Linked DNA regions of Homo sapiens: region 2 is linked to region 1. Evidence: chromatin loops called from intact Hi-C (ENCODE). Cell type or tissue: mammary epithelial cell. All regions are shown on one strand. Each heading gives the region's core, and the rest is flanking DNA. Links, peaks and the distances in the headings are about the cores only. Region 1 has its middle 50 kb from the start of LINC00930. Region 2 overlaps SLCO3A1 (solute carrier organic anion transporter family member 3A1).

Region 1 (8,334 bases), core at 255-8,254:
AGGGAGCAAACTAGACCACAGACTATTATGATCCAAACTTTGTTCAACATAAGTCATTGTCAGTATATACATATAGCCAAATACCTGGAAAGATGCATAAAGAAATGTTGACCTGTTTTTTCTCTAGTAGTGTGGATAATTTGTTATTCTTTGAGCTCATCTGTGTTTTCCAATTTTCTACAATAAACTTGGTTTACTTGTGCATTAAAAATAGAAGAAAGAAGAAAGAGAGAAAGAGAAAGGAAGGAATGAAGGGAGGAAGGAAGGAAAGAATGAAGAAAGAAAGGAAGAAAGAAAGAAAGGAAGGAAGGAAGGGAGGAAGGATGGGAGGAAGGAAGGAAAGAATGAAGAAAGAAAGGAAGAAAGAAAGAAAAGAAGGAAGAAAGAAAAGAAGGAAAGAAAGAAGAAAGGAAGGAAGGGGAAGAAGGAAGGAAGGAGGGATGGAGGGAAAAAGGAAGGAAGGGCAGGAGGAAAGGGAGGGAGGAAGAGAGGGAGGAAGAAAGAAAAGGAAGGAAGGAAATAAGAAAGGCAAGGAAGGAAGGAAGGAAAGGGAGGAAAGAAGGGGGAAGGAAGGGAGGAAGGAAAGGCAGGGGGAAGGAGAACGACCTTGAGCTAACCCGGACAAAATGAAATGTGAAGATGTACAGAAGTGCTCAGCGTGGGTGAGCAACTAACACATCTTAGTTCCCCCGGGACCTTTGCTTTGCCAGGTGGAGTGAGAGCTGCCACATTCTCCTTCTTAGGCTCTGCCACCTGTGACCTCAGAGGCATGTTCTGGCCCTCAAGCTGCTTTTTGAGGATAGCTGTGGCCTTGGACGATCCTAAAGCTGCAAAACCATTCAGCAGCTGGGTGGACGGGAGGTCAGAACTCAGTTTGTTTGGCCTGGCTAAGTAGGTTATACTTTTATTAGACATTAACCTAGAAAAAAGCCGCAACCTGGGGAAAGATTTCTATTTAGAGCCAGGAAACTAGGCCACTTCTAAGATCAGTGACCTACATTTTCTGCTATAGAAATTTAAGATGAAATAGCGGTTGTTGCCATGCATGTGGGCGCTGAAACTCCATCAAAGGGCAGGGAGACAAGAAGGGGAGGAAGAAAGGGAGGCAGGCAGGGAATTTTAAAGAGCCGCCGTATTTGAAATCTTTTAAAACCAAGCCAACAATATTTAATAATGGAAGAAAAATGAGTATCCCAGCTGTGTATTTGTTTTCCTGGAAGAGCAATGTCTGCTAACTGGTAGCTCCTTCAGCAGGTAAAAAATCCATTTTATTCTGAGGCCTGTTAAAAAATGACATCTCCCCCAGGCCCCTGCCAGCCGTCCACAAAGACAAATCTTGGTGTCTCACGCTGGCTGCCAGCTGTCTGCTTTTTGTTATAGACTTCTGAGAAACTGTTTGCTTGATCTCATTGATCTGGGCTCTTTAGACTGGACCCTGTGGAGCCTCTAAGGTTAATGGGCTCTTGGGGCCTGAATTCCCATGAATCTTGGTGGTTGGGGGGAGTGGTTGTCTAGAAAAAGAAAAACAAAATGACAATAATGTATAGTGCTTTCTTATAATCCATAGCAGCCACATTGTGGAGTTGGATGGGTCAGGACCAACATTTAGGTTGTAACAACCAGATAGAAGGCTCCCAGGCCTGTGATCATTTCATTCTTCTTCAATTCATACTGGATTCTCTGTGATGTTTGTAATGTGGACACAAAGAGACCATTGCACCCATATCTGTGGTAGAATTTCTAATATTCCCCAATATCTAGCTCTCCTCTAATTCTGGTTCATCGAGCCTTGGAATTTCCCATGTCAGTGGTTCCGGTCATTGTATGCAGCAGAAGTAACTTGACAGGCATAGCATTAAATGCTGATGCTGGGTCCCTTAGCCCCCACTTTTCTGCATACCCAACAGGCTTATGGGAGAAGCCAAAATAATGGGAAGGTATAGCCCCTGTCCTTTGGGTCTCAGAGTGAGGATGACGTGGAGCCAACTCTCCTCATCCCCAACCCTGCTTGGGCAGGTAGCATTAGTGAGAAATAGTCCTTTGTTATTTTAAGTCACTGAAACACGGAGGTGGCTTGGAAGCCTGTCCTGACTCATGCAGTATCATATTAACTCGTTCTTGGAACCAGTTACTGGCTTTGCCAATCAACTAAAAAACCAAAACAAAGAAAAAAACAAAAGAAATAAATGAATGCCTAACGTGTGCTGTGCTTATTGCTGGAGACAGTAGGGATATAACGTTCACTGCCTCTGGGGTCACATGGCCTCCTCTTTTGTGTGTGTGTGTTTTCCACGAGTAAACCAAGTTTATTGTAGAAAATTGGAAAACACAGATGAGCTCAAAGAATAACAAATTATCCACACTAGTAGAGAAAAAACAGGTCAACATTTCTTTATGCATCTTTCCTTGCCTTTCTCTTAAAAGAACACTTGTCATTGAATTTAGGGTCCATCGGGACAACCCAGGATAATCTCATCTCAAGATCCTCAACTTAATTACATCTGCAAAGACCCTTTTTCCAAATAAGGTCATATTCACAGGTTCTCAGTGGACATATCTTTCAGGGGTCACTGTTGAATCCACTACATGAACACTTTCCCAGTGCCAGCTACTAGGCCAGGCAGTTTAACTTTTCACCTAACTTACTCTCCTGTTAAATCTCCAAAGTAGGTATTATCGTGTTCATTTTAAAGACCACGAAACTGAGTTTCAGGGAAGTGAAAAAAACATGTCCTAGGTTACACAAAGGTGGGAGCCAGGAGTTACACCTAGGTCTTATTCCTAAACTGGGGGATTTCATATATCAGTACATCTCTCCAAATGGATGTCATCTTCTTCAAACCACTGTTGCTTAAAAGATTTCTGGAACTCCTCTGCTTCAGAACCACTTCACAAGCCATGCAAGAAAAGCCTGCCTGCTTGCATTACTATCATCACAATTTGAATGTATTTGGTTTTAGGCAGCTTTATTTTCACATGATGTAGCTCACAGATTAAATTCTGCTTACAGTGAACAGGCCACAGCATTTGACGAATCAAAGCCTACGGCTTCCTCAAAGCACTAATTACTCAAAAGCCTATTAACCTGTTTAAACCCAGCCAAAGGCTTTGATATCCAATGGAGAGGCCTAGGTAGAGATAAGACCATTTGAAATGCCCCAGTACAAGGTGGGTGGTCCCCTGGTGTGACCTTTCTACTATGTTCCATGATGTCTGGAATGCATCTAGATATGGCCTGTTAGCCAAACATACATGAGTGGAGTCTGTATGTGTGTCTGTGTGCACACAATATGTCTTTCTTTTCTCCATAAATCCAGTCTGAGTTATCATGCACTACTGACTCCATCCCCAACAGCCACCTCCTGTCTCCTTTGCTAGAAATGCCTCCTCCCCTTTCTTTGCTAGAGGCTACATGACATCTAGAGTTGTGAAGCCAGCTCTACTGGTGGGGAAACAATTGCTGACCTGGAGATTCAGAACAGAATGATGAAAAATAGCTGTGATTTAACCAGCTGTGCCTGGAACATCCTACCTCTGGACTCAATGCAGGATCATCAATGCCTTTATCTGAATTTTGTGCTACCTACTCCAACAGCATCCTGTCTGATAACAGGAATTATAACAACAATAATGTAACATTCGGCCAGGCGCGGTGGCTCACGCCTGTAATCCCAGCACTTTGGGAGGCCGAGGCGGGCAGATCACGAGGTCAGGAGATCGAGACCATCCTGGCTAACACGGTGAAACCCCGTCTCTACTAAAAAATACAAAATAAATAAATAAATAAATAAATAAATAATTAGCCGGGCATGGCGGCAGGCGCCTGTAGTCCCAGCTACTCAGGAGGCTGAGGCAGGAGAATGGCATGAACTCGGGAGGCGGAGCTTGCAGTGAGCCGAGATCACGCCACTGAACTCTAGCCTGGGCAACAGAGGGAGACTCCATCTCAAAAAAAAAAAAAAAAAAAGTAACATTTGAGTATGTAGTATACGCTAGAAACTCTTCATAGATGATCACATTTAATTTTCACAACAATACTATGACACAGGTATTATTATTTCCATTTTACAGATGAGGAAACCAAGGTGAAGAGAGGGTACATAATGTACCCAAGGGCACATAGTGTAACAGAGGCAGGATTTGAACTCAGAGATATGTGCTTAACCCCTACACTAGGCTGGCTCTCATTGAATAACCATCCTGAAGCTATCCTCATAGGGTTAACAAGAATTCCAGACAGAAATATATTTATAATTAAGCTCGAATCAGGCTGCAATTTGACCCACTTGCTTGTAACTAGATACTGACCATTTGCTTCCCTGTTGTTCCTATAGACAGGATTTCTGAGACTAGAATCATAAGACTTGTTTTAGATAAATAGGATTTCTGATCTTACATTCATAAGGCTTTTGCATAAGAATTGCTTAAGATGTGTTTTGAGATCCAGAATTCCAGTGAAATAGCTGACACCAACTAGTTTGAAGACCCCATAGAGGAGTGGAATCAGCATGAGAATAGAGCTTCTTCATCTCCCTGTCCCGTGACTTCATCCTGTACTCTTCAACCAATCACAGTTCGTGGACCTATCTCCACACTTCCGGCCACTCCAAAACACTTAAAAATCCTAACCCCAAACTCCACGGGGAGATGGATTGGAGGTTTACTCACAGCTCCTCATTCGGAGGCCCTGCGGTTAAACCTCTTTCTCTGCTGCAACCTGGTGTCTGGCCATGGTATTGCCATGGTATTTACTTGCCATGCATATCAGGCAACAGACCTATTATGGTTACAGTCTGGGAATCCTTCTCCCCGACTTCCCTTTGTCATTTTGTATTACTCTGCTCTCCTCTACCCCTTCTTAGATCACTGATTATATTAGTCCATGTTCACACTGTTATAAAGAACTACCTGAGCCTGGGTTATTTACAAAGAAAAGAGTTTTGACTCACAGTTCTGCGTGGCTGGGGAGGCCTCAGGAAACTTACAATCATCATGGTAAAAGGTGAAGGGGAAGCAAGACAGGTCTTACATGATGGCAGGAGAGAGAAAGAGGGGTGGAGGGGAAGTGCCACACTTTTAAACCATCAGATCTTGTGAGAACTTACTCACTATCACTATAACAGCATGGGGGAAACTGCCCCCCGTGATCCAATCACCTCCCACCAGGTCCCTCCCTTGACATATGGGGATTGCAATTTCAGATGAGATTTGGGTGGGGACACAGAGCTAAGCCATATCACTGCTCTAGCCTAGGGACATGCCAAGTGTCCAAGGAGACCTTCATTCAGTGTTCAGTCTGCCAAACCATTTTTCTGCTAATATTAACCACCTTCTTGGTAAATGAGTGAGGGAACAGGAAGCCTTATCTTACCACCTGTTTTGTCAGTTCTTCCTGAAATGGATAAGCTATTTCCACTGGGTAAGTAACCTCAGTTCTTAGGCCCTTGGGCACAGAATAGATGTTTTCTCCTTGGAAGGAGGACATCAAATTTATTATCTGAGAGGAAGGAATGCTTGGAATCTCTTCCTTCTTTTGAAGTACTGGATTAAGAAGGATCCTTACTCTGATCAGCTAGTCATGCCTGCAGAGGGCTTGGGTGAGATGGAGGGTAGGGTGTGTGCTATGTGTTTGCCATTCTTGCCATGGCAAATAAAGAGACATTAAACTCAACAGAGAAAGGGACTTTATTTCTAGATTGAGTGACAGTGGAGGGTTATACCTTTAAGTTAACTTTGCTTTGAATATCACCCCACGAGTGAAAAAGAAAAAGTGTGATATAAATGGCAAGGAAGAAGCACCTGTGCGAGGTGGTTTTCCAAATCTCTTGGCATCCTAATTACAGGGTTAAATTGGTGGAGAAGCCCTGTTCCCATAGGTTAAAAGTAAATTTTAAATTAGTCCAAATTAAATGGCCACAGATTCATGGTCAAATGGTTTTCATTTAATGAGATTTTACTATCTAGCATCTGTATCTATAAAAGTTATTTTTAAAAATTTTATTTATTTATTTTCAGATGGAGTCTGGCTCTGTCGCCCAGGCTGGAGTGCAGTGGTGCAATCTCAGCTCACTGCAACTTCCGCCTCCCAGGCTCAAGTGATTCTCCTGCCTCAGCCTCCTGAGTAGCTGGGATTACAGGCATGCGCCACCATATCTGGCTAATCATTGTGTTTTTAGTAGAGATGGGGTTTCACCATGTTGGCCAGGCTGGTCTCAAGCTCCTGACCTCAGGTGATCTGCCCACCTTGGTCTCCCAATGTGCTGGGATTACAGGCGTGAGACACCGCACCTGGCCTATATTTATAAATGTTATTTTTAAATGAATGCATTCTGTGAGTAGAGGCTTAGAAGAAAAATGGATCAATAGTTTAGCTCAGTCATTGGATTTCAATAGAAATCCTCTCCAACTCCTGCCTGTATTGCTGTTCCCAGTTCTCGGTGCCATCTTTGAAGCTGTCTTTGTTTTACTTGTTGTGGTCATGGGGAGTTACTGGCTCCTTTGTTCACAGGAATCTGAGACTCACTGTGATCATTCCTGGGGGAACAGCTTCATCAGAAGCTAGTCTGGAGAAACTCCAAGAATGTGGTGTACTTCAGTGTCCTGAAAGTGTGCCTCTTGATGGGGGTGGGTGGGCCGGCCACTGGAGGTTGGGTGGTTCTCCCAAGCCTCGCAACAGTGTGCTCTTAATGAATTACAACTGCTCCCATTTTGTTGCCATCAGGTTTTAGGGTACTTGTCAAAGAAGCCCCCCCAGTGCCCCGCAAGGCTTGTCCAAAAAAAAAAAAACAAAACAAAAACAAACAAAAACACTCCAACCTGTTTTTCTATTTCCTTCTTTGGTTCCCTTTTTGCTCAAAGGATCTTGGCAAGATTATGAAATAACTGGTACTTTTCTTTCCAGGCTTTCTTTGCTGCATTCTATTTGCTCTCTGTGCAAACTCCCCAAAAAATCTATGGGGAGCTTTCCTTTTCTGAGCATTTCCTATGATTCAGGCCTGTCTGGGCAATTTATATTCATATTAGCACTCATTTAAATTCTCTCAGTAAGTTTCTATGCTATTTTAAAGAGCAGAGAAACTGAGGCTCAGGGAGGTTAAGTAACTTTGCAGTTTCCTCCTATGCAACTGAGGTCTGAAATAATCTCTGTGGCATGTCCTCCCCAGGCTGCCTCTTGCCTGCTCTGAGACCCCTGATTTCTCCTCCTGTCCCCTACAGCATCTACTTTCCACAGGCTAGATCTTCCCAGCCATTATCCTTTGTTCTCATTGGTTTTCTATTCCATCACTTCCCCTGATGGCAGAGTGCTGCCTCTTTAGAATACAAATCCAATCACACTCTCCCCCGGCATAAATTATGTGTAGTTCCCCATTGCTTTCCAAGAATCCAAGCCCAGCCTCTCTGGCCTGGTATGGCCTTTGCCCTTCACACTCCTGCCCATTGCTCTCTCTCCCCTTCCCTCATCCCCACCAGTTACATTCATCCTTGTGCTTTGTACAGAATTACTGGCAGCACCTAACATTCCCTCACTTCTCTTTTACCATCATTCCTTTGCTCATAATATTCTCTCCTGCCTAAAATGAGCAAGTTTCTGCCCGTCCTTCCACCGAAGAGTCACTGCTCCCGGGAGCCATTCTCATTGCAGGTGCCCAGCTGCCATAGGCCATGCTGTGCAGGACTCTCTTACAGCAGGAGAGCCAGGTCTCTGACCTGGGCTTGGTGCTGGAGATCCCCCTCCTCCAGCTGAGCCCCTGCCCACCTAGCACGTCCACCCTCTCTTCTAGACCACAACCTGGCTGTCAGGATTCAGGAATTATTTGCCCAAATGGACCCCACCTGTTTTCAGGGCCTGAGAGGTCAGGCTGTGCACTCTGAGGTCAGAGGGATGGCCAAGGGGAGGTCACTTTAGGGAGAGAGGTTCTTTGTATGAACGGAGCTTGGACTTACAGGCTGGCTTGGACACAAATGTGCATTCGAGGCCTTTTTCTGATGTCCCATGAAGCCAGGGTGGGAATGGAAAGGAGTCAAGCTGGGATTGAAAACACCCCTTTTCTTGGCACTACAAACATTACATAAGTCCCATCCTTACCAATGGGCTTCTTTTCCTTTTTCTTGAGAAGGGACGCTACCACCTGAGGTGGAACCTTGTTACAAGCTGCACTGGAAGAATTCTGGGAGTCAGACTACAGATGAGCATCTAGAGCCAGAAGTTTTATTTTGGTTGAGAAAGAGTTAAGTCTGGATTAGAAGGCCAGTCTTGGGTGGGGTTGATCAGAATGCATGGTCAAAAGACAGTGCCTTTGAATTATTGTCAGTGCCACGAGACTTTCAAGTGGC
Region 2 (8,334 bases), core at 129-8,128, 420 kb after region 1:
TTTCTTTTGAGGTGGATCTCGCTCTGTCGGCCAGGCTGGAGTGCAGTGGTGTGATCTTGGCTTACTGCAACCTCCACCTCCTGGGTTCAAGCGATTCTCCTGCCTTAGCCTCTCAAGTAGCTGAGATTACAGGTGCCCACCACCATGCCCGGCTAATTTTTGTACTTTTGGTAGAGATGGGGTTTCACCATGTTGGCCAGGCTGGTCTTGAACTCCTGACCTCAGGTGATCCACCCGCGTTGGCCTCCCAAAGTGCTGAGATTACAGGTGTGAACCACTGTGCCCAGCTAACAAATATAATTTTTATGAGGTATTTTGGCTAGTTTTGGTGAAAAATCTCCCTCCACCTGTTGGTAATTGTCCGTCAATGCTCTACAGACACTGTTTCAGAACTAGGGATATTGAGGGAGAGTTCTCTGTGTGGCTGGAAGAGGACGGTGTGGTAGATGTTATCAGTGTCTGCATTGGATCCTCTTCCTCTGAGGACAAGGAGGATGACACCTCCTCACTCTGTGAAGTTAGGTGTAACTATAAGCCACAGAGCTCTGCCTGTGAAATGTGAGCAAGGGGACATATATCACTTCTGTGTGGAAGTGTGTATGAGCTGGTACATGACTCCACCCCCTCTTTCCTCCTAAGATGGTATCTGACAGGCTACAATAAATGAAATGTCCCTGTTGACCTACACTGGATGTAGCACAAAGAAGAAAGAACCCTTTAGTATTCTAAGCTGCTGAGAGTTGGGAGCTGTTTGTTACCGCAACATAACCTAGCCTACCCTGACTAGTACAAAAGGTTTAGGAAATAGAAATCCACGTTCTATAAGAACAGCAGTCTCAGGCAGGCTTGGCATAGCAAAAGTATTGTTTTAGATAAAAGTAGGGAGGAAGGCTTGAAAACCTCTTTACTTCTCTATTTGGTTCTAGTTAGTGTCTTAACTTTAAAAAAAATGGCTGCAGTTTCAGCCTTCTGGCAAGGGCTGCTTTCAGTAAGATGCCCAGAACAAAACTGAAAGCACCAATCTGTCTCATTTACTTAGATGCATTCAATTGCCAACAAAACTAGACACATGGATGAAGAAAGATGTTGAATAAAATGAGGTAGAGACAGTATCCCAGGCTGAGGGAACAGGCTGAGTCAAGGTGTGGCACATTCTGGGGACTCTAAGTAAATAGGCTCAACTCCCTCATCAAGCCACTAATCTACCCCGTGGTCATTCCAGATGATGAGAACAGATGCCATTTCATTCGGAGGGAAGTCTGGTAAAGGGGACAGGAGAAAAGGGTTGCAGAGTAGAGCAAAGAGCCATACACTGGGTGTACCATGAAATATCTGTCATGAAGCCAGGCACAGCTTGGACTTGTCTTGACATAGGTGTCAACAGGCATAGAAGGTGTTTCTCCTTTTCTAGATCCATTTTCCGTTTTTTTGTTTTTTGTTTTTTTTTTTTGAGATGGAGTTTCACTCTATTGCCCAGGCTGTAGTGCAGTGGTGAGATCTCAGCTCACTGCAACCTCCACCTCCTGGGTTCAAGCAATTCTCCTGCGTCAGCCTCCCAAGTAGCTGAGATTACAGGTGCCTACCAACACGCCCGGCTAATTTTTTTTTGTATTTTTAGTAGAGACAGGGTTTCACCATATTGGCTGGTCTGATCTCAAACTCCTGACCTCAGGTGATCCACCTGCCTCGGCCTCCCAAAATGCTGGGATTACAGGTGAGAGCCACTATGCCTGGCCTTACAAGATCAATTTTTCTAACCCTTCCACTCTTTGTATCTGACTTCTGGGTTGTTCTTATTTCTTGCTTGTGTTGGGTGAATTGAGAGCTGTTGACAGCTGTTTGCTCTCTCTGTCAAAGGTTAACTGAACTAGGAGGCTCATGGAGATTTCCACCCATTTCCAAGATCAAATGAAAAGTCACTGGAAATACAGTTAAACCAGTTTAAAACTAACCAACCAACCCACCCACACGCTCATGAGGATACTTGAGATTGTGAGAAGAGGAGATCAAAGCAAGTTGGGGACATTTACTTCTTTTTCCTGTGCCATATGGACTTTTTTTTTTTTGTAGTTCATTTACCCATTTGTTTAACCTATGTTGCCAAACTTTTGCTATGGGACTCAAGAATTCCAAGAGTATCATTAAGTTACAAACCTAATTAGAAACTGGAGACAGGAAGGGACTAAGGCTGGAGGGTGGCATTGAACATCTAGAATCGCAGCCATTGGGCTAATTAGCCCAAAATGAAGGAATCTAGCAGTAGCAGCCAGCCCTCAGGATGGCAGAGCAGGAGGCTCTCAGTCTGTTGACCTTTTTTGTGAAGCAAACAGATGGCCACATCTTGTTCCAGCTGCAAACGCCATGCAGCCTTCTGCGAGGCCGGCTGGTGTGTGCCTCAGGACAAGTCTGCATGGATGTGCTGGTGAGGCTAGGCCATCTCAGCAAGGCCTTTGTCCATGGAAGGGAGCCGCCTTCTGGCTAAATTCCTGGAGATGTTTCAGGGAAGCCAGCTGTTCTGTTAAGAGTGGGGCTTTGAGGTCAGACAGGCCTGGGGATGAATCCCTGCTCTATCCCTAGCTGTGGAAACTGTTAACCTCTCTCGGATTTCTTATTATAAGTATTTATTGTGTGCTTACTATATGCCAGGCACTGTGCTAAATGCTTTGCATGAGTAACTCATGCCATCCACACACAGACTCAGGATGTGTGTGCGATGTCCCCAGGATCACAGAACTCATAAGGGGGTGTAGTCAGGATTCAAATGGAGTCTGATTCCAGTGCTTGAATTCTTAACCACTGCATGATAATGCCTCACCTAACAGTAGGATCTACACTCCCATGAGAATGTGCTGAGGCTCCAATGAGGCAATCTATGTATAGCTTTAAGAAGTGACCAATTCATGGCTGCTGTTACTACTAATCTTTTTGTAATAAACCCACATAGTTAAGGTTGGCCAAGGCAGTGATTAGATATGTACTCTGCTACTAAGTCCGTTTTTTCAAGGTCCTGTTCTCACCTGGGTTTCAGTTAACAAAGAACCTAAAAAAGAAATTCTGGAGGCACCATCATTTCCTCCCCCAGCTCTCAGGGGAGGGATTTATTCTCCCTGAGCTGAGGAGCAAAGGGAACCACGTAGCGATCAAACATGGATGAAAGGCAGCAGCGGGAGCAGCCCATGTCCAAGTGGAGCCAGCTGGGACCTCCAGGCAAGGTGCCCCGTGGGGGCTGTCACCCCAGAACTGGCCCATGTCTACAACCAGCCCTCCTTGGCACCCCAGCTGCATCTACTCACAAGTTTCAACCAGGCTTCCTCACTGGATTCTCCTCTCAATGCTGGCACCAGGCTATGTGGTGGACGCCGCCTTCTCTCCTCCATCTACCCCATAACGAGGGCCCTCTGTGGACCTGCCTTGCTCCTTCCCCACAAATTTTAGGCTGCTGCTTTTCCTGGACCCCAATCTCAGTGGGGACTTCAGAAACATGTGTCCACGTGTGTGGCCCTTGCCTATTAATGCCTACAGTAATGTTCCCATACATTGGACAGCCCTACAGAAGAGCACTGTTTTAGGAAAGCAAGGAAAAGATAGGGGAGGCCCTAAAGCAATTAAGAATCCCCTCCTCAAATACAGCCCAAATCCACCTGCAGGCGGCAAGTTTCACAAGACTAGAAACAATAAAAACTGCTGGCAACTATAGAATTCTATGGCTGACTCCCTAAATAGGATAAATGATATTCTTCTGCCCTCTACCGGTAAAGAGCTGTGCCACACGGTGCCTCACGGTGCCTCCGGGAAGGACGCAAACAAAGACCGTGACTGACAATGCACCTTGCATTCTTTGGAAACAGAAAGGGAAGTCCGCTATCAACTTGGTGGGGAAGCCTGTCATCAGCGAGATGCCCACACGGGACTGAAAGGAGCCCACCTGCCTTACATCCATGCAGGCACCAAGTAGCCAATGAGCCTGGAACCATGGATCACACCGCTCCACCCTGGGCCTTAACGGGCAAACAGAGATGCCGAACACAGTAAGATGGGAACAGCATTCCAGGCTGAAGGAACAGTCTCAGCAAATGGAGGGAACTGGGAGTGGATGGGCTAAGCCCCCTCCAGCCATCTGTCTACCCGCTGGTCATTTCAGGCACTGAGAAAAGGTGCTGTTTCATTCTCCTAAGAGAGTTTGGTGAGTGAAATCTCCACAGGCAGGCTCAGGAGATCGGGGTTTTATAGAGATACATTCCTTGGATTGGGGACATCCCTTCCCCTCTCTGTGACTTGGTTTCCTCATTTGTAAAATGAAAGAGTTGGAAAGGAATGATGTCTGAGGCTCTTTCCAGCTCAGATATTCTGGTCATTCGCAGGCTTTTGGTTCAAGGCCACCACTGATAGCACTGAGGGCAAAATATGCTATCTGGCCACTTTGCTACCCTTCAAGGTGGCTTCCCCATTGCATCAGGAGTATGCCTCCTCTCTATCCCCTCTGCTGGCCCTGTCTTGTGCTGCCTTGGGTGCAGTGGTGGAAGCTGGCCTGTCTATACGAGCAAGATGGAAACTGACTCACTTCATGTGTCCTGTGTCTTCCCAGCCTACCTGTTACCACACTCCCTAGGAAACGGGTTCAAAGGGCCAGCCGACGGCTGCAAAACACCAGCACTCAATCACCTTCGGAACAGACTCAGCACTTTAAAAGTATAAATAAATAGGGCTGCCTCTGATTTTTTTTTTCCACTTGGAAATTTGTAACATCATTAGCTACAAGTAAATATATCAGTAGGATTAATGGAGTGAATCACAAAGCGACTTGGATTTAAAACCACATTATTTCTTTGGGGTGAATTAGTAAATTTAGCATTGTCAAGAGATGATGGATTGAGAACCTGGGGACTGAGAATTCTTACTGATCCTGAGGATAGATCGGCATGAGAAGCAGAGGCTGGAATGGCTTCTCACCCTCTGTTTTCAGAGAGAAAGGAAATATGGCTTTGCTGCATGCTAAACTACATGGAAATATAGTGTTCCTTTTCAGACACAAGGTAGAGATGTGACAGCACATGGTAGGCAATGACCCAGACGGTCCCCTAAAGTCCCTGCTGCCTGGTATTCTGGTCCTTGTGTAATAATCCCTTCTCTTTCCATAGTAAACCTGAACAAGTGACTAGCTTCTAACAAACGAAATACAGCAGAAGTAATGAGATGTCACTTCTGAGATTAGGTTATAAAAAGACTGTGACTCCTGCCTCAGGTGCTCTCTCTCACCTTCTCTTGGGTTGTTTGCTTCAGGGGTGTCACGGTGAGGTAGTCCCCTCCTGTGGGCCCATGGCAGTGAGCTTGGAAGTGGATCCTCCCCAAGCTGAGCCTTGGGATGATCCAAGACCAGGTTGCCACCTTGCAACACCTTGACTGCAGCCTCATAAGAGACCCTGAGCTAGAACTGCCCAGTGAAGCTGCTCCTGTATTCCAGACCCACAGAAAAAAATACGAAAAACAGTATGATAAGAAATGTCTGCTGTTTTAGGTCATTAGGTTTGGGGTTATTTCTTATGCAGCAACAGGAAACCAATACACCACGTGACTTGCTTTGGTTAATGAAATATGAGGGGAAACACTGTATGTCATTTCTGAGTAGAGGTTTCAAGGGCCAGAGTAAAACTGGTTTCCTGTCTTGGTAACTGTGCAAGCTGGGGTCAGGATGGAACTTCTGTGGGCCTGGGCCTGGGGGGCTGAGAATGCTTATCGATCCTGAGAGTAGATCTACAGGTCACCACGATGAGCCAAGTCTCCCTGACCCTGACACTGCTGACCTACACTGCATATGTAGTGTGACCAAGAAATAAACCTTAGTTGTATAAAATCACTGAGGTTTTGGGACTGTCTGTCACCACAGAATAGTCTAGCCCATCGATCTAGCATCCCATTCAATCCCACAATCATGGATTGGGGAACTCAGGGTATTCTGAGAAATGCACTTGCACTTCCTGCTAAGAACACAGGTTCTGCTTAAAATGGTTTTGAATGTGGATATTTCCTCACAAAGGCCACCACAACAGTGTCTTCTAAAAGGATGTTCCAATATTCTGTCTCATTGACCCCGTTTGTACACTTGCACCTCCAGAACACATGCTCCAACTTTTAGTTTGGAAAGTAGGATCCTCATATAGGTTAATGGGCCCCCACTCAATGAGGATATGCCAAGCATTTCTACACAGACACTCTCATTAAATTCTTATCTGCCAGGCCGATGTAATTATTGTTACCCTTTATTTACAGATAAGGAAAATACAGATTTGAGGAGTAAAATCAGCTATTGGGGGTTATTCAGCCTCTAGGTAGATGTTGGCAGAACCCAGACTTGAGTCAGGCCCTCTGAACCAACACTCACGTTCTTTCATCTAATCTCGGGTGAGCCCCAGCTACAGAGGCAGGGGCATCAAGACTGTCTCTTAGCAAGAAGGTTTTAGAACCCACAGGCTGAAGCCGCATTTATGAGGGAGGAAACGCTTGCGGATGGAAGGTAGACATGGAGATATATTCCTTACTTGTGTCAATGAAGACCGCATCCACGTAGATTTTGGTACAGAAAGAGCCCAGGATAAACCCGCAGGCTGGTCCAAATACCAGCATCGTGAACAGGATTCCTGAAGGAAGATGAAGAAAAAAATAGATTACAAAACAGAAGCTATTCGATGAGCAAAATCACCAAAGGTCAAGGAGATTATTTTACATTGATGAGATGAGATGACATTAGGAATTCATCTAAAAATCCTAGAGGGGAAAGGCTGAATTTCTAATTTTTGGAAACTCTATGAAAGCACTGTATATTATGCTACAATTCTATAGTATTTCAGGTAGGTTGCTTTGAAATTTGTGTCCCTTACTTTTAGAGGACTTCACCCCACATCAAACATATTAAAATACATCCGCATCTATCATTAAATATTTTTTCTGCCATCCACACTTTTGAAAAGGCTTTTATAATTTTGCTTTTACATTTACTTACTTTTATGTAACTTATTTAATTTATGGTTGGCTAAGATCCCTTGACACCCACTGTGCAAACTCAAGAATTTTTTGTGAAGTGAGGATAATCTATGCCACAAATTATTTTCAAATATAATAAAACGTTCAAGACTCCGAAATTCAGCAAATAACAAAGTTCACACGATGGTAAATATCTAACATTTAATTACACATTTATTAATTTCAATTCTTCAATTTCTGTCCACGTTTTGAAGTCATTATCTGTTTCCACTGTTGTTGTGGCTGCTTGTAACAGCTGTTCAGGAATTAAGTGATTCTGTAGCACTTGAGAAAATGGCAGGCTCTGGGCAGTGCTTAAGTATCTGATCGATACAATACCTGGTATTTTACACAGAAATTTTAGGACATTCTGGGAAAAGTACTGATCCCAAATTCAAACCCACAGGCTGTATCTATTTAAATTTCAATTTGGTAGACATTTCTTGAGCACTGACAGTTCTCCAGGCCCTGGAGGCAAAAATAAGAGTCCAGAAAGTGGCCCTTCCCTTTAGAAGCTGGCCATCTGATGAGGACAGTCAGTGCATGGGTAATTCCAGGCCAGGCAGCTCCAAGGTTGGGTGCTAACAGGCCACACGGGCACCTGGAGAGCAGGGTGAGAGATGAATGTCACTTGCTGGGAACCTAAGCCCAGTGGAGGGTAGCTCTCCAGCCTAGTCTGTTCATAGGCGTAGACCAACTCACCCTAAATTCTCTCGGTGATGTCATTGTGGAACCAATCACATATTCATCCATTCAGTCAAGTTTTACTGAGCTCCTTCTATGTGCCAAGTACTATTCTCAGGGTTGGGGATTCAGCATTGAACCAACCAGTAAAAATCCTAGCCTCGCTGACTTGAAGCTTTCCCTCCTCCGAACTCATTCATTGACTTGAGGTGGGGAAAAACAACTTAAACTACACAGAGGAAGGCAAATGGTTTTTAAATACCGGGCAAAGGAAGCCGCGTAATATAGTTTGCATGTTTGTCCCCTCCAAATCTCATGTTGAAGTGTAATCCATAATATTGGAGGTGGGGCCTAGTGGGAGGTATTAGATCATGGGGGCAGACCCCTTATGAATGGCTCAGCACCGCCCCCTTGGTGATGGGTGTGCTCTCACTCAGTTCACACAAGATCTGATTGTTTAAAGGAATCTGGGACCTCCCCTTCTCCCTCTTGCTCTGGCTCTCGCCACGTAATGTGCCTGCTCCCCCTTTGCCTCCTGCCATGATTGGAAGCTTCTGGAGACCTTCACCAGGAGCAGATGCCAACACCATGCTTCCGGTACTGTCTGCAAAACCCCGAGCCACTCGAATCTCC

What was found. A loop is a pair of places that touch in the nucleus more often than their neighbours do. Peaks named below come from ENCODE experiments on the same cell type or tissue, not always from the same donor. Only the 100,000 strongest peaks of a DNase experiment are listed, where the experiment ranks them.
Region 2: it touches region 1 in a loop (16-fold over the local background); 10 of 110 quality-filtered maps call a loop at or near these places.

What each region holds. Positions count from the first base shown.
Region 1 is chr15:92,518,108-92,526,441 of GRCh38, reverse strand. No RefSeq gene overlaps it. Among named protein-coding and RNA genes, the nearest start is that of LINC00930, 50 kb to the left of the region's middle. RefSeq lists enhancers at 4,291-4,883, 7,842-8,334. In mammary epithelial cell, for the core only: a CTCF peak has its summit at 4,724; a DNase peak (open chromatin) is centred at 4,701.
Region 2 is chr15:92,093,182-92,101,515 of GRCh38, reverse strand. It overlaps SLCO3A1 (solute carrier organic anion transporter family member 3A1), which reads right to left. Exons shown (of 10, transcript NM_013272.4): 3 at 6,537-6,635. Among named protein-coding and RNA genes, the nearest start is that of SLCO3A1, 240 kb to the right of the region's middle. In mammary epithelial cell, for the core only: a CTCF peak has its summit at 3,756 (motif pointing left); no DNase peak of the experiment used is centred there.